Linked DNA regions of Homo sapiens: region 2 is linked to region 1. The links are chromatin loops, found by intact Hi-C in ENCODE. Cell type or tissue: K562. All regions are shown on one strand. Each heading gives the region's core, and the rest is flanking DNA. Links, peaks and the distances in the headings are about the cores only.

Region 1 (9,035 bases), core at 268-8,267:
GGGTGCCCTCAGCTTGACATTCTCTCATTCAGCAGGGCCTCAGAGAGAGCAGACAGACACTGGAGATCCAGGCAAGAGTAGCTCAAGGTAAGGGTGTTCTGGAGTATACTTTGGGGGACAAAGGGCAGAAGAAGAAAGTTGTCCATGAGTTCACCAAGCCCTTCCTCTCTTAAGATGAGTCGTTCATTGAGTTTCACCATGGGGAGATGGCCATTGTGAATCAGCCATAGTCAACACTCTTTGAGGTAGAACTGATGAGCTTTGCAGATGCCTCAGCAGAATTACTCCTGGACAAGTGTTGGGTGTCAGAGTCACCAGAATTTGATGGCAGCCCCCAGTGGAACATAATAAATAGGTACATATCCTCAGCTAGCAGCTGAGAGGGCAGAACCAGAACCCCAGTCCTACCAGATATAGCCCAAGATTCTGTAAGAATATCTTACATGCTAAAGCAAGATCCCCAAAGTGAGGACCTGATATGGTTAGGCTGTGTCCCCACCCAAAATCTCATCTTGAATTATCCCCACAATCCCCACTTGTCAAGGGCAGGACCAAGGGTGGAGGTATGGGGGCAGTTTCCCCGGAGCTGTTCTCATGATAGTGACTCTCACGAGATCTGATGGTTTTATAAGTGTCTGACATGTCCCCTGCTTGCACTCACTCCATCCTGCCACCCTGTGAAGGAGGTGCCTGCTTCTCCTTTGCCTTCTGCCATGATTGTAAGTTCCCTGAGGCCTCCACAGCCATGCAGAACTGTGAGTCCATTAAACTTCTTTCCTTTATAAATTACCCAGTCTCGGGTATTTCTTTATAGCAGTGTGAGAAGGGACTAATACAGGACCAAATCTCCCAATAGATCTGAGTCTACCAAATGAGACTTCCATCACTTCTGTGCAGCTTCTCAGTTAGGAACTTCCCCTGACTTCTAACAGCCTCAAGCCCCCGCCCCAGTCCTACTCATACTTCCTCATGTATAAGAAAGGGTCAGCCAGTCCTCACCAGTCCTCAGATAACTACTGGAATGGACACAAGGTTTCTCCAGAGTGCCTCACTCCTTGTTTGTCTCCAAATTCTTCCTGACAGCTGCAAAAAAGAGAATAACCTGCTAGAGGTAGACTTTTACCCTGTCTCCCAGGGTGAGAAGGTCCAATACCCCTCATTGGTCAAGAAGCTGGTGAAGTTTGTGGCACCCAGATTCAAAGAGGTGAGATCTCAGAGAACCAGAAAGGGCTAAATAGGAACCTAGATTCCTGTTTATATGGCCAGTATGGGGACACTGAGCAAAGTCCCTGGGAGCCCCAGGTCCCAAGTACTTCCTAGGCTTTTATAAAGAGATCTGGATGACATGTCCTGCTTGGTGACTTGGCATCAACGTTTAGAAGTCAAGTCTGACAGATGGCAACTGGTAACCAGATTAAGCATGGAGGGTGGGGACAGGGCAGCCTAGCATGAGTGGGACCCTAGCTGATCCTCTGCTTAGACAGTTGTTGACTCTGTGACCTAAACAGGTCATGTCTCCTTTTTGAACCTTACCACCTTCTGCAAAATGGAGCATTAACGTTAAAGTCACTGAAGACTTTAGAAGTATTGATAAAGCATTCAATAAGTAGACTTCCTAAGAGGAAACGAAACTGACTCATTCCTGATCAACACCCTCAGAATAATCCCATTTCATGCCTAGATGCAGGAGGAAGCTCATTATCTTCCCCATCCCATTCTCACACTTTAACTCCTCCTCTCCTCCTCTTGTCTCCTTGAAGAAAGCCTGCCCTCTTACTAAAGCCAGTTGGGAAGAGGTCCCATAAGGCTTTTGTCTTAGGAAAAAGTGTGGGTGGGAAGGAATTGTTGTTGGGTCACTCTTGGTTTCCCAAGGCCCTGAGACAGGAACTTCTGTTCCTGCTAGAACAGAATGGCCTCTGCCCACACCGAGCTCGAGATGCTGTGGAAGCTTCCAGATCCTTGGCTCCTTAAGGTTTGTCCTGCTGTAATGCTCAGTCTTCTGCTATTCACCCACTTCCATTCTCAGGTGTATCTGTACCACCTGACCCAATCCTGCCTACACTTGGACCCTGACGGGCATTGTGGTGGCCAGTACTATCCAGAGGAGAGAGAAGGAGGTAAGAGCAGGCCCCTAGCCACGTGTCCAGTAGCAACACTGAGAAGTTCTGCCCCAAAGGTCCTGCCCATAAAGTTCTCTGCACTTTCCCCCTCCATCCCTCCAAACAAACTCACCCTTCTGAAAGCTGCCTCAAGTCCTGACCAGATGGCACCCTCCTGCAGAAGTCCCTGAACAGCAAGCACTCTGCATGTCATGCCTACATCTCAGCCTGAGGAACTCTTGAAGAGGCCTTTCCTCCAGAGCTGAGTGAGCTCTAAGAGCTCTTTGGCCAAAAACCCCTGGCTCTTGCCCATCACACTTGCCTAGTGTCTGGCTACGATAATTTTCAGGCATTTTATGAAACATTTAACAAGTCTGATTACCCTTCTAGGAGACAGTCCTAGAATAGAGGTCATATGAACATAGATCTTAGTCCTCCTGCCTCAGTGAGTCCCTCACCCCATACACACCTTGAACTCAGGCCAGAAGAGAGCACTTGACCATCTGGCTCTGGTTCCAGTGACTCCAGGACTTATATGCCCACAAGCCAAAAGAAGATCAAGATCTGAGTGGGAACTGTGGAAAGCATGTCATGCGAGCCCCTGCCGCCCTTGAAACTCTGCGTTCCTCCTCCTCAAAGAACAGTGCCTGAAGGTCCTGGCTGTGGCCCTGGCTGGCCATCTTGCTTCCTGGTCACGGTGGTGGCCACTGTGCTGGTCCTGTCCAAGATGACCTGTACATCATTCCATGAATGACACGTGACAACAGCTTCCCAGTGTAATAAGCACATTTAACCCAGCACTTGTCAGCCCCACTGTTCTGTTGGAAGTGTTCTATCTCACTGATCTTGCCTCTCCTAAAGCAAGGGACAACTCCTGGCACTCCGCTGCAGAGGCCCTTGAAGCCTGTTGGAATTTTAGTGAAATGAGATGCCTGGCTTAAGCCATGTTGCCTGGCTTCTCAAGTACCAGCGGACATATTACTAGCAAGGAAGAAGGCTAGCAGCAAGAATGGTTATTGCATCCTAGAGGCATTTAGTGGAGGAGAAAACTGCCCTGGTACCGCCATAGCCCTAAGTGCTGCCCAGAGTTCTGAGCTCTCGATGAGCACTTGGAACACGTCTGCCTGCAGCCTCCCTACACTTTTTTATGACTTGTCCTACTTGTCAAGCCCAGCTTGTCCCACTTCTCCACATGAGTCTTCCAGTGACATCTTTGTGACCATCTCCACCCCCTGGGTAAATGCTCCACGCTGGGAGTCCACAAAACACAGTCTGACTTAGAGATTCTCTGGCATGACTCTCTTCCCCACTGTGTACACTGACTGCCTTAGATGTAGGCCTCTTGTTTGGGGCCCTTCCTGGCCAGACCCTGAAGCAGCCTCTGAGGAGGGTGGTAAGAATGGTTCCCTAGAGCCCAGTTACAGAGTCTGCCTCCTTTCCAGATCATGCTGTAATGGACTGAGATCTCAACTCAGCCCACACTCTTTCCTGGCCTACATAGCCGTCTCAGAAGGGCAATGTTTCTCGCTGTTAAAGCGGGTGGTCCCTCTTGCTAACCTAGCTGAGCATCAGGTACTGGTTAGCTGTAAGGGCTGGGAAGTGGGGGGTGTACCCATTGGCCTTGGTGATGAAGACAGCCAGGTATCCAAGTCCCAGCCGGGACTCCTGCTGGGCCATAAAGGCTTCAATATGCTGGCTTCTCCCCATTGAGGACCTCAGGCCCCAGTTCATTATCAGGATTTTAGAAATACCAAGAACATCAAAAGAACAGAAAAGAGGCCCTTAAGGGACTCCTAATAAGATAGAATTTGCATGTCCTCATTGGACTAGAACCTGAACTGCTTTAAAAAGCAAAAGGCCCTTGGTACAATCTGATGGATGTGACTGTACAGAGAAGAGGAAACACCTCTGAGGGGAGTGAGAGGCCTTGGTAAGGAAGTTGCAATCTGGAGCCACCTGGGCAGGTCAGAGCTCTATAAGCAGGAGAAGCCAAGGGCATAACACACAGTAGTGCAGGTGTCAGCCAGGAATCAAGGCTATGACAGCTGGAGTCCCGGGCCAAGAACTACAGGGGGAAGGAGGAGAAATGCTTGTTCCCCCAACTCCTATCTCCTGCCATGGGGGTGGACTTCTACTAGCTATGACATTCCTACCATCTCTCTGCCTCTTCCCTCTCTCTTTTCTCTCTGCCCCACCCTGGGACACGGTGACTTCCCTGATGCTAGGGGGAGGGGATGGTGTGGGTTAAAAAAAAAAAAACAAGCTGCATAGCTCAGCCCCTTCCTCTCTCCCCTCACTCTCCTGGGGGTGCCTGCTTTCAGAGTCTGTGCAGCTCTTGTCTCCTTCTTACCATAACCCTACCTGGGCGGCAGCAGCCGCCGCCCACACCCTCCCCTACCCCCATGGCACTGCCTGCCACATCCAGGACCATTTCCGAATTCTGAGGCTCTGTTGTCGGAGTGTCCCCTCTAAGCTGCATCCTGCAACCCAGTCCTATTCCCAGAGAAGCCCAACATCCCCTCTGGATCTGCCTGTCTGCATTACCGTTTGGTTCAAAACCCAGTGCTGGTTACTGGGCCTCTCAGGACACCAGGGAGGCTGGGCTGGGGAGGACTGGTGGGCGAGCTGTCCCCTCCACATTCTGCCAATGCCTGGGACGTGAAACTCATTCCTGTTTCCATGAGACTCGTATCCTTAATGTCCCTTTTGACTTCAGCTAATTCTGAGTAAGTTTTTGACCCTCGCACCTAAATTTGGCCCAAGGCAGAAACAGCGGGGATTGGCTTCTCTGACGGCTGAGTCACTTGTCTTCCTGTCTTCTCCCTCATATTCCACTTCTTGTGGGCGTGAATTAAAGTAGAACCAGGCAGGCGACACTCTCCTGTTGGTGACCAGCGTTCCACAGTAAAATGGGGTGTGACAGCAGCTGGCAGAGCAGCAGCCTGCCCGGGGCTGTGGGCCACATCCCCCCTCCACCCCAACCAAGCAGCCTGCCCTGCCCTGGTGCCAGGCGCCAATCGGCTGAGCAAAATAGGCTGAACTCAGGCCCTGCGAGGCCAGGACGGCGCCTATCAAGAACTCCTGTTCCCTCCAGGGCAAGAAGAGGGAGGAGCGAGGCTTGCCCTGAGCGGAGGGGCTTCAAAACTGAGCCCTGGGCAAAATGGGGCAAGTTGGTCACCCTAGAGGGAGCTTAGGTTTAAGGAAAAGAATCTGGGACCTTCTAGCTTTGACTCCAGTCTAACATAACTCTCTGATTGTCCCTTTAGTAAAATAGAAATAATGTCAGTCTTGAAAGAATGTCATGAGGCTTTCATGAGGACACATGGAAATGGCAGACATTTGTCTTGCTGGAAGGTTCTCCCGTTTCCCCGCCCCTATTCCAGGTAGGTTGCTGTCCTCAGTACCTGAGGTTTTATGTGGAATCACCATTCTCCTTCCCATGATTGTAAGTCAGATTATAAGCAGCATTTGAGTAGATGGAAATGTGATTAGGTCTATGTCCCTCATCCCAACATTCTTTATGCCAGCTTTCATTCCCACAGCTCCAGCTGGAGACATGCACCCACAACTTAGCAGTGCCTTGGGGTGTCCTGTCTACTGCAGGACGTCTTCAGTGCCCATAACGTTCTTCTCCAAATTAGGTTTCTGAGCCTTTGCATATTACATCACAGGGCTGGGCCCATGGGACTGCAATCCGGGAGGATGGTCCTAGGCACAAAATTGAATCTTGAGATAGGTCTAAGGTTTGCCATCAGGATTAATGAAAATAAGTGTACACCGGGGCATGCTTCACTAACTGGAAGTCACTATTATTAAACTGAGAACCGGAAGGGCTAGATCTGGTCATAATTCTGTTAACCAACTGCATAACCTTTAAGCCGGAACCTTTACCTGTAAAATAAAGGAGTAGATGATTTCTCCAGTTCCTTCCCGCTCAAGTGTCCTATGACTGATTAAAATTATGTGTCCATTAAGCAGCTCAAAAGGAATTATGTCTGGCTATCTGAAAGCTCACAGCCAGCCAAGGAGGAAGTGCACTAAAGGCGAGGCCCGGCTGCTCCCCAGCCCAGCACTGCTCGCTGCTGTGTTAATTGACAATGATGGAACAAAGCACATTTTATGAGAGTTCATGAGTAGGAAGTCCAAGGAGCCTATACATTAGTCACGTCTGAAAATCTTCCTTGCTGGTCCTGCAAGCCAGAGGAGCTGGCCACTGCCACTTACCCAGATGAAGGACATGTCGATCCAGAAAAGGGAACAGTTAGCCAACATTGCTTTATTTGCTCAATCGTAATAACTTTTTCCAGGGAGAAAACCCACGTAAAACTATTGGAGACAGAATTCTGGATCAAGTCAGGCCACAACATAAAATTACATGGTAACAATGGTCTCCAATTTGAGAGAAGCAGCATAATGCACCCCAACCTCCCACAAAAACCTCAAACCCTTGACTCGGGAAAACAAGAAGGTCATCTTCCATCGGCCCTTTCCTCCACTGTCCTTCTCCCCAGACTCCCTTGTGCTTGTATAGGGCAGGGAGGGGTAAGGAAAACAGATCAGTTGCCCTGGGACGTCAATCACCCTGTTGAAACTGGTCTGAGTGCCAGACAGACAACCAACATGGCTCCTGCCTTCAGGGTCCACATCTTGAAGAGGGAGAGGAACACAGGAAATGGAAAAGCACCCTGGAATTAGATGCTGGGCCAGATGAACTGGAAGTAGTTCTTAAACTTGAGTGTGCCTCAGACTCCCCAGGGGCCTTGTTAAAACACAGATGGCTAGACCCTACCCCCAGGGAGCTAGATTCACTTGGCTTGGGGTAGGGCTGATATTTTGCATTTCTAACATGGTCCTAGGTGCTGCTGGTCCATAGACCATGTGCTGAGAACCAGTACTACAGACAGTGCTCCCCATACTTTAGTGTGCGTATGAACCGCCTGGGGGCCTGGGTAAAGTGTGAGCTCTGATTCAGCAGGTCTGGTACAGGGCTAGGGATCTGCATTTCTAACAAGCTCCCAGGTGATGCCAATGCTGCCGGTCTGTGGTCCCCATTCAGTAGCAAGGGTGCTCCATCTAGACCAGAGTGTGATGGAAGTTAGAGAATGAGATGAGTTTGGGTTGATATTGGCAGGGAAGGTTTAATGGTAGTTACTGGGACTTGGGCTGGTCCCAGAAGAATGAGCAGGATTTAAATAAATGAAAAGGCTGTATTCTGGGAGAGAAATTTGAACACAGACAGGGCGGTGGGATTGAGAATAGCAAGGGTAGAGGAGTGGGCACTGGCCATTGTCACAGATGAGTGACACACCGAGGCTTGGGGCCCTGCATGCAGGCGCCTTGCTCCATCTGCCTCCACACCACCCTCCCCAAGCAAGAAGCTGGTGCAGTTCCAGTAAGTCTACTGGCAGCCAGTCTTCATAATGGAAATAATTATTGTTCTGTGAGTCCCAGACTGACAGCTCCCAATCCTGCCTGCTCAGCCAACTGGGTTATTTTTTCACCTGGCTTGTTAGCAATGGTTTGTTGTTTGGCAGCATGAAGTGACTCCCACTTTTCCTTTCCAATCTCAAGTCAGAGAAACCTCAGTTCTCCGAGAGTTGAATGTCTCGAAGCCACACGGGGGTGGTTATGGATTTCTCAGCAGGCAGCCAGGGCAACCAGCATGTTCTATATGGTGCTCAGTCATGGGTTCCTCTCCTGATCCAGTGAGGGTCATGATCAGATAAAGGAGTAATAGCCCCTTCTTTCCCACACCCACCCCCCAACCTTGGAAGTCTTCCGTTTTCAGGTTTGTTCTAACAAAAGGCTCACCTTTTCTTCAATAGAGCTGCATGTGTAGGTGCAGAAACATGCGAGCTCATGTGCAAAAGGCCTGTCATTTGAAAATGAAACTACTATTTATTGGGTTTCCCAGCAGTGCTGTAACGAGGCACTACAAACTGAGTGGCTTATAACAACAGAAATTTATTTTCTCACAGTCCTGGAGACTGGGGAGTCCAAAATCAAGGTGTTGGCAAGGGCATGCTCCCTCTGAAGCCTCTAGGGCATGGACCTCACCCCTGGGGAGCTGGAAACCCTTCCTTGCTTTTTCCAGTTTCGGGTATCCCTGGGTGTTCCTTGGCTTGTGGCAGAACCACTCCAGTCTCCACCTCTGTCTTCACAAGCCGTTCTCCCCAGTGTCTGTGTCCAAATTTCCTTTTCCTTGTAAGGACATCAGTCACACAAGGTATCTGTAAGGACCCACCCTACTCCACCTGCATCTTCTTAACTAATTAGATCTGTCATAACTTTATTCCCAAATAAGGTCACATTCTGAGGTACTGGTAGTTAAAACTCCAACATATCTTTTTGGGGGGCCCAATTCAACTCCTAACAGGTAACTTTATAGTTTATAACATTATATTACCTGCTGAATTTGACCTTGTCTTTTAGAGGGGCTTTTTCCTCTAAACTAGAATAGTGACCTGTTTTAAATAAAATCGATGCTGAACTATAAATCAGGCCCTATTCTCAAGGTCAGCTGAGAAGGGCTCAAACACTTATCCACCCCATACCTATTAGCCAGTGATGAATCTGTAAGCTCTAAATAGCAAGTTACTGAGCAGATTATGATAATGAATTCACTTATCCATTCAACACATGTAAGGCCCTTCTGCATGCCAGGCCGTGGTGCTGAGGACACAACAGTAAACAAAAGAGACAAAAGTCCCTGCCCTCTCAGAGCTTGCCTTCCAGTGTGGGAAAGACAAAATAAATAAGAACATGGTTTGGGTAAACAGAAAAAAGATGAGTATGATGAGGATTTGCTATTTTAAAGAGAGCGGTCAGAGAAGGGCCAGGATAAGGCCATGGGGTAAGGCAGGGAGAAAACAGCACATGTAAGTTCCTCAACGTGAGTCTTTGTGAAGACTCTGCTTCTCACTGAGAGAAGCCATG
Region 2 (9,035 bases), core at 668-8,667, 1.3 Mb before region 1:
TGAGGAGTCCAAGGAGAAGATTGGTGAGTAGAAAGTGCCCCAGATGGTTCACTCCGAACTGCATCTCAAACCCATCTTCAGTCTTCATGTAAGGGCACTGGAAGATCCCTGCGTTATTGATCAAGACATCCAGCCTAGGCTCTTCCTTTAAATGTCAAAAAGAGAATGGCAGAATTATTAAGAACACACGCCTTGTATTGCTTTTTCTGTTCATGATAATTACATTTTAATAAAAATGGGCACTTGAGACTAAAAGCATTTAATTTCAGTTGTTGGTCTATCGATCAGAGAACTACTTGAAACACTGGCAATTTTGTGTTTAATAAATGGGGAAAGGGATTCCTCCGCAGGATGTTCCTCAGATAAATACTGATGTTCATGATCTTTCATTCAACAGCTCTTTTTTCTCATTTATTAAAATGATATACAGAAAGATATTTATCTACAGTCATCTTCCAATAAAAGATGTAGAAACTAAATCTAAGACTTAATTTCTGGTTTTATGCTTTTATAACAATAACATTTACAAATATATAAACTTTAACATTGCATTAGAAAGTTGACTACGTGATCAGTACCAAGATCTTTCTCAAAACAGAAATACAGTCAATTTGAGGACAAGGCACTCCTACAATCCCATATTTCTCCCTTTAATTTCAGTTGAACTAGGAAAATATCAATTTGGGAGTTATCAGGTTAATACTGAGATCATATCAAAATTATAAGTGTACCTATGATAAAATGTTTAAAAATACTTGCAAACTACTAAAATTCTATCCCAAAATGCTTCTATGAGCTTCCAATAATTGAGAGAAAAATAGAAAAAAAAATAGATGCAGAAGCTTGATAGGAGCCAGGCTTTGTGCTTTTCGCATGTCACCACATCTAATTCCAACAACTGTATAAGCAAATGAAGCTCACAGGCTAGGTGACTTGCCCAGTATCAGAACTCCTAAGTAGCAAAATAAGATCAGATCTGAAGATGAAGTCTTTGACACCAAGGCCTATTTTCTTAATTAGTAAGCTGGCATGGCTTTCTAATTGGGATTTTCAAAACAGCTAGAGAGGCAATGAAAGCTAGACAGACCATATGCTGTAGAAAACAGGTAAGCATAGTTTATTCCCAGAGCTACTGGTTATCAACACCAAGGGCAAACTTATGGTTGCTTTATTCTGTAGTTCTCTCAGGGTAAATGGCACCATGGGGGTGGAACAACTTCAAGTCATTTCCTTAAAAGTGAAACAAGCAATAGAAAAGGTCAGAAATGCAAACTTAACACTGGAGAGAACATCATGAATAAATCGAGATTCATAAAGAATAATCAAAGATTAAGAAAAAAATAATCAGGTAATATAAAAATATCCAGCGTAAAGGGGACTCTAGGAGATCTGTACAGTCAACATTTTATACTCTGAACTTATGCTTCTGTATCTTTCCAAATTAAAGTCCTAAAATTTAGACTGTTCTCATAGGGAAGTCTTTTTATTCCTTAAATCATGTAAGATGGTCTTCTCTAGCCTTTTCTCGGTTGTTCTGTTTCTTTTGATGGACAAAGAAATGCACATGTTCCAAGTGTAAAGACACTGTGATGACCCATGATTAATATGAGGTCAACTTTCAAATTTCACTGGCCCTTCTGCCAACTATAAGTGAAAAGAAAAATGTGTTACATTTCACAACTGTTATCGAAGCCCACCTGTCAGAGGATTAACTATTTCTCATTCTGCCCTGTCTAAGCATCTTTGGGTTTTCCAATAGTCAACTTCAAAAAGAAGGCAAGAGTTCACTCATGGGGGAAAGAAAGGAGTATTCTTTTTCACAAATCCTTTGGAAGATTTTCCTGAATTAATCATTTGTTATCCAGCATTCTTTGCTGGGCTTGTGTTATTTTAAAATTTTGTCATTTACTATTTTTTTAAATTCTACGAGATAAATGAAATAAATACCAAGAATACCAACCTGTGGGAAATCTACATTTCCATTTTTTTTTCCTTCTAATTATAGTCACTTAACTTCAGAGCCAGGCAGGAACAGAAATACTTACTTAGAAGCAAGGACAACTTAATTATCTCTTTGTGTCCTCACTTTTTAATTAGTTCTGCCTCAAGTGCCAAAGAAGCAAACCCAGCCCCATCTATATTTTAAAGAGGAACAGAAAGATCCATCTTTAATGCTTCCAAAATCTCACTGATGAGTATTATTTCTTAACCTGTGTTACACATAATTAAATACTAGCAATAAACAAAAAACCAACTCTCTAGTTCTGCAACAGCTCCCGAACTGTGGCCTACAGCATTGCAGCAAACTCTCAGGGTGTTGTGGAATATTTTAAATTTTCGAGGGAAACACAGTGATATTTGCTCAATACCTCAAAACTACTAGCTCCAGGTGGTTCACAGCTTGAACATTACATTGTGCTATATTCCTTTCAATGACATTATTTCTTTGTGGAGCTGACTTTTAAGCAGCTGTTAGCAGTTGCTGTAATAAAAAACAAGAACAATGCTAAAAATCTACCTAGAACAGGAAATGAGGGTGGAAGTGTCCAATCTGATTCCAAGGTTTCAGACACTGGTGTAATGACCAACAGAGATACATTTCCCATTAGTAGTTATGGCTGTTTAAGAACAAAATAAACATATTATTTTTTTCTTTCAATTATGTTATCTTCTCAAATAGCTACTAAGTTGTTAGGACATAACTACTTATTAGGTTGTGTCAAAGGAAAATAAATCTCAGAACCCAAAATCACTAAGTCAAAGGTTAAAGTCAAGCTGGGAACTGCCTCAGACAAACCTGCCTCCCATTTTATTCCTAAATAAGATAGCTACAAAGAAAAAGAAGCTACATATCACCCTCATAATTTGCCCACATGGGCCTCAAGATCTTTACCCTAAAACACTTCTGTTGAATTTCACCCTGGCAATGTATTCATAAATTGATAGCTCATCTTCACAAGTGCCAAACAAAAGACAGAACTCTAAAGTCATCCTTCTGCTCACCTGAGATAAATGCTTATCTGATTGCTGACTCTGCCGTATTGTTTATGTGAAAATGCAGACTCACTGAGCCAGTCTAAGACATAAGTGATTATTCCTCTATCCCTCCTGCACATGTAAATTGTATTCAGTAAAAGGCTAATCAAAGACCCAAAAGAATGCAACCTTTTGTCTCCCATCTACCTATGACCTGGAAGCCCCCACTTCGAGTTGTCCCACTTTTCCAGGAGAACCAATGTATACCTTACATATGTGATTGATGTCTCATGTCTCCCTAAAATGTATAAAACCAAGCTGTGCCCCGACCACCTTGGGCACATGTCCTCAGGACCGCCTGAGGTTCTGCCACGGGTGCATCCTTAACCTTGGCAAAATAAACTTTCTAAATAAATGAACTGGGAAATATTTCTGGCCTAAGGGCATCATGAAAAAATTACTGAGAAAATTTGGGAACCTCTTCTCTAGACTCAAGAGACTCTACGTCATATAGGCACCTTTCTTGTCCCAGCTAATTTTAAATTTCACTCTTCTGAACAAATGCCCTCTGAATGCCAGTTATCCCTGCAAGAAACTCTTCTACCTCAATCTCAACGGAGAACATCCACTTATGTGGAATTACTTACCATTTGCACAAAGAAATCCTCACACCTCACTGCCAGGCAGCAGGAGGAAAGAACAAGGGTTAAAAGCAAGTGTTCTGGAGACAGACCACAAGCAAGTTTCTTAGCCTTCCTATGCCTCAGTTTCCTCGCGTTGTAAAACAGGGATGATAATAATGCCTACTCCACAGGGTTACTGTGTAGCTTCAATGACAGTTATAGGCAAGGACACTTCATTTTCATTTAAGACAAAAAGGAAAATCTGAAATGCTTGGCACAGCTCCTGGCATACAGATCTTCAATAATGCTGGGTGTTATTTTTATTCCTGTCTCTGTATGGAGCATGACCACTGGGTTCCAAAATGTATTCTACTTGGAAATCAGGCCACAGTCCCGTTAAGGATGGTGCTGAGTTTACTGGTGGCAGCGAGCTCCTTACCCCAGCAGAAAAGGGGCAGAGGCCGGGGGAAGGAGAACTTTTTTTAAAGGACTGATATGAGGTCCTTAGCTAGCAACTTCCCCCAGTGCTCAGGGGTTCTGAAGACACAGCTTGGTGCAAATTCACTTCTGACACAGGAAAAACAATTCAGAGGCCATGGATCTACTTCGGGGCGGTCCTCACGTAACGAAATGAAACGTTCAGAAACTGGTTTATTTATTTTTCTCTTGGGCCCATTTCTTTTTCGACATCCTTAGAGGACAGAAGGCAGCCCTCCCAGTTAGTTTCTCTTTCCCTCTCAACCCTGCAGCTTCCCGGCCGCCTCAAAGTGGCTTTTTGGACTCCTCTCAGCCTCAGCGGTTCCCAAGGTGACACCCTGAACCCCAGGGCGGTCCCTCGCGGCTCAGCCCCAGCCCGCAGTCCCCTCCCACACCGTGCCCAGGCCCTCCCCACCAGCCCGGCCCCCCGAGGCCCACACCTGGAGCATTTCCTGGCAGAAGGCGCGCACCGAGCGCAGCGAGGCGAGGTCCAGCTCCCGGACTATGAGCTCGCCCACCCCGCTGACGCCAGGCTCTGGGCCGCACTCCGCGGCCTGGCGGAGCTCGCGGCGGAGCTGACCCGCCGCCTCCTCGGCGCGCGCGCGGTCCCGGCAGCCCATGATCACCCGCGCTCCCAGGCGCAGTAGCTCGGCGGCCGTGGCGCGGCCCAGGCCGCTGTTCGCCCCGGTGATCAGCACAGTCTTCCCGTGCATGAGGCCGGGGTCCCCGCCTCTGCGCAGCCGCTGGACCCTGGGCCCCACGAACCGGCGGGCCGCCAGCCACAGCGCCCCGCCCAGAGCGGCCAGTACTGCCGCCGCAGTGGCCACTGCCATCGTCAGGCCCGAGGGCCCACCGGCCCCTCCACGGGAGTTCCGCAGCCGCCGCCTTACCGGAACCCAAGAGACCACCTGTACGCGGAGAACGCTGGGGCGCGGCGGGTCGGCCCCTGACGGTGCGCGTGGGGCATGCTGGGACTTGTAGTTTCCCTCTGGGGGGGTCGCCTGATTGGTTGTGAGAGTTCAGCGCCCTGGGTCCTGCGCCCTCCGTGGAAGCTCCTCCCAGCCTAATGATGGAGGCTGGGCAACCAGCACAGTGTTCAGGGTGCTGGGGTTCATACGTATTGAAATCCCAGAGTAGTGGCGGACTTCCCCATGGGAATGTCTGATGAGTACTTTGAATCACAGATCTCTGTACAGGCCCTGTTACAAATGCCACTCCTCAGGGCATTTCGTGTGTTTTCCTTTGAGGGCTCTTGGGACTTGTAAATTCAGTTCAATTCACCTTCTGAGGAATGGGCCCTGACAAGCTGAAGTCTGAGGTAGGACTGTTTTTCATAGATGAGACAAAGAATTAAGCAACATGAATCAGTTGGAAATAGAATGGTCGAGTAGTTCTCAAACTTAAATGCACATCAGAATCACCTGGAGGACTTGGGGTGGGGGTTCGGGGTGGGGGAATGAAACAAAACGAAAACAAAAAACCAGGGCCCCAGTATTAGAGTTTCTAATTCAATAGGTACAGGATGGGGCCTGATAATTTGCACTTTTAACAAGTTTCCAGGTGCTGCTGCTGCTGCAGATCTGGGAACCACACTTTGAGAACCACTGAACAAGACATTATGTCATTGGTCCCTATTAAAAAAAAGAAAGCCATCTTCAAATGATCTTCACACTGGCAGAGGTACAGTGGGAAAAGCTTGGACTTATTGTAAATATAGGCTTCTGAGCAGGCCATTTACAAATGCCTCCCTGCCCTCTCCATAGGACTATTACACACAACGATGGAAGGCAAAGTGCTTGGCTCACTGTAAAATGCCTCATTAATATCAGGGTTAGTGTCACAGGGACCCTTCTTCAAGCTACAAACTTCATAGCTGTAGACCAAGCTACTTTTAAAGACTCATTCGTTCGTCTGCCTCTCCATCCAATATGTGCCTGGCCCTGCCTGTTCCCTGTTAGAGCCACAGAGAAATGGGACACCATTTCTGCTCTCAGGGTGCTTACTTTCTGGAACTGTGATCTCCCACTTCCCACCCTCCACCCATTGCAGGTTCTCCAGACAAGGAAAAAGAACCACAGCTTGTGTCGTTTGAGACAAACTCCCCAATAATTGTGATAATCCATCTTCCACTCCCTTACATTTGGGAAGGATGTAACATGCAACTAATAGTCAGAATACAAAGAAAAAGGGATGGATTCCAGGAGGTTTCTTATGAGTAATGAGAATGGAGCTCAGAGGTGGGAAAGAGCACTCTTACTGGGGATTATACAAGGCACCAGGAACAGGAATCATGAGAGGTGGTCCTACACCACCCTATCCCCAATTTGAAGCTGCTACTCAAACTCATTGATCCCCCAGCATATGTTTCCACTTTATTGTCCTTTCTACCCATCCACATCTTGCCCATCCATCAAAATCACAGGCTACCTCAAGTCTTTCTTTCCTGACCACTTCCAGCCTATAAAGATCTCTGCTCCCTTCATGTGTGACCCTCAGGGTCATGTGTGACCCTCACTGGCACTGAAGACAAACAGCCTTCTAGTATTGGCTGTTTGAGTTTGCACATTTGACTTCCTTGACCAGATTGTTAAGGTTTCAAGTTTCCTAGAGGATAGGATTGTGTCTGCGTACCTCTTGTGGTCTTTGCATGGGAGGACACCTACAAAATGGTAGGTACTCAGTGTCACATGTCACAACTGATATATTTTGGACTGGTTTACATAAAATTAGGGAGCATCAGAAGATGTGTTTCAGCTGTGGTCTTCTCTCATCTAGAGCCAGGGGTGGAATACATATGTACAGGTGGAGTAGAGATGAAGGTGGAGGTAGAGAGAGCAGGAGAGGGTAGGAGGAAAAGAGGAGGGAGGAATCCTTAGACCTGCAGTGTAACTGCTGTGTAGTTTATGCATGGAACTTAATGAAATGATTAATCTGTACCAGATGGGTCCAAAGGCCATGAAATTAATAACTCTATTTGGAAGGGAGGAAAGAGACCTCATTATAACTTATGAAGTAAGATTTGAATTTGAATCTAATTAGTCTTAACACTTATTAGCTCCATATCCTTAAACAAGCTGTCTAATCTTTTTGAATCTTAGGCTCCTCATTGATAAAAAGGAAGGTAATAATAATACTATGTCACAAACATTTAATTTGATAAGAAAATGAAGTAACATGTGAAAATAACCAGGTCACTGTGCCTAACATATGATATATTTAATGACCAACCAATTTTTGTTGAAAACAAAACAAAAATCATGAGAGAATGACAATGAAGGGCCAGGATACTACACTTCATGTCACTTTTTGAAGTGGTAGCGTAGGGTCTTTTTTTTTTTTTTCCATACAAATATGGATGTGCCAGCCTGCCAGGCCCAAAGCCGGAGACTTCAAATATGAAACTCTGTGGATCAGAGGCATTTAACCCACCAAATAATTTTCAGAGAACCTTTCTTAGGGGTTTCTGTTTAAGGCTTATCTTAGAAAGTACCCTGGAGGAACAACCAGATGATTTATTTCTAAATGAGCAGTATCAAAATTGTTATACTCATGCAGGTAGAGTGAAATTCTCATTTTGCTTTGGTTACAAAGCTAGCCATAGCAGTCACAGAATACAAAGCTCCAGTTTTCAAGAGTGTGCTTAACCATACTCCTTCTACCTTTGAAGACACTATTCTACAATGCTGATGGGTAACAATTCATTGTTATCTACAAACATCCAAAAATGAGCAGTGTTTATAAAACTAAGTAAGCTTCTAAAACAGTGCCTTAAGCATGCAAATATTCAAGTTCTAAACTTATCCTAAAGAGTCATCATTATGACTTACACAGAGATAGGTGTAATGGCATTCAACAGTATTGGTAGTTCAAAGAGAAGTAGTTTGATGGTAACTTGAGGGTTCAAAAGGTTTTCCAAAAAATCAGGAGAAAACCTTTCCAAAGAAGCAAAGTTTTAAGGTCCAATTTTCTGAAATACCTATCTAATTATCCTAGAGAGCCAAAAGAAGTGGCTTCTGTAACACCAGACTATCACCACTTTATTTCTCCTCCCTGCCCCTAACTACTGAATTTTTTATTAAAGCCATAAGCTGCGATGGAACCTAACCTCTGTGCCCCTTCAATGTGGAACATGTGGTCATCAAAGAAGATGTGGGGCCGGATCTTCACCAAGATGGGACTTTTGGGGGCTCCAGCAAGGAAAAGAGCTTCGTCTATCTCTAGACCCCAGCGTCGAAGGGTCTTCAGCACACGGGCGCCTGAACTGGCTGCACTCCTAGCTGTAACCAGGTAGGTCCTGATAGGACAAAGTAACCGTTCATTTTTGGCATAGAACTTCTTTTGCAGTCTGCCTAAATCTTCCAGAAAGCCTTTTAGGGGACCCTGTAAAAGGAACATATATCACAGCTGTGATACAGTGAGCCAAAGAAAGTGAATGCTAAAAAGCAGAGACCTATATGATACGATACAATACAAAGGATATAATACAGCATGACATGCAGTGTTATGAAGCTGATGGCAAAATGCTAAAACTTGATAGGAATTTATGTGAATATGTTTTCTGATATAGAACCATCCTTGCATTCCTGGAATGTGCCTAAAATGACCATATTATTTAACATGTAAACCTATATACTTTAGGTATGAAAGAATGTTCAATAAATACTTAAGCCAGGACAACAGACATAAACTATCCATGGTAAGCTGGAATAGAGGGTCACTCTAAATAAACTCTAATTAGTTACCAAAGCACTACTCTTTTAATTTGCTTTTTGTGAATTGTGCATTTTAACTTTATGAAGTATATGCTTTTGTCTAGTTTAATGCTGTTTGGCTTGAATCTAACTGTGTCTTTCATTTTTAACCTTTCCAAACACTTGGTTTTAGTATCTCTTGTACAGAGCCTAGAATTGGATTTTGCTATGTGATACAACCTGAAAATCTTATTTTTTAAAACAATAG

The links. Peaks named below come from ENCODE experiments on the same cell type or tissue, not always from the same donor. Only the 100,000 strongest peaks of a DNase experiment are listed, where the experiment ranks them.
Region 2: it touches region 1 in a loop (2.6-fold over the local background); 2 of 110 quality-filtered maps call a loop at or near these places.

What each region holds. Positions count from the first base shown.
Region 1 is chr2:19,881,532-19,890,566 of GRCh38, forward strand. It overlaps LINC00954 (long intergenic non-protein coding RNA 954), which reads left to right. Exons shown (of 10, transcript NR_033875.1): 8 at 1,084-1,204; 9 at 2,027-2,117; 10 at 2,619-3,516. Among named protein-coding and RNA genes, the nearest start is that of TTC32, 16 kb to the right of the region's middle. In K562, for the core only: no CTCF peak of the experiment used is centred there; no DNase peak of the experiment used is centred there.
Region 2 is chr2:18,555,664-18,564,698 of GRCh38, forward strand. NT5C1B-RDH14 (NT5C1B-RDH14 readthrough) reads right to left here. Exons shown (of 11, transcript NM_001199104.2): 10 at 8,182-8,456; 11 at 1-145. The coding sequence ends at 121. RDH14 (retinol dehydrogenase 14) reads right to left here and starts at 4,990. Exons shown (of 2, transcript NM_020905.4): 1 at 4,517-4,990; 2 at 1-145. The coding sequence starts at 4,909. It overlaps NT5C1B (5'-nucleotidase, cytosolic IB), which reads right to left. Exons shown (of 9, transcript NM_033253.4): 9 at 7,208-8,456. The coding sequence ends at 8,133. LOC105373456 (a long non-coding RNA gene) reads left to right here and starts at 4,513. Exons shown (of 6, transcript XR_007086234.1): 1 at 4,513-5,028; 2 at 8,158-8,363. RefSeq lists enhancers at 4,150-4,199, 5,010-5,059, 5,120-5,169, 5,180-5,399 and a silencer at 4,410-4,919. In K562, for the core only: no CTCF peak of the experiment used is centred there; DNase peaks (open chromatin) are centred at 4,478 and 5,088; H3K4me3 peaks cover 1,950 bases.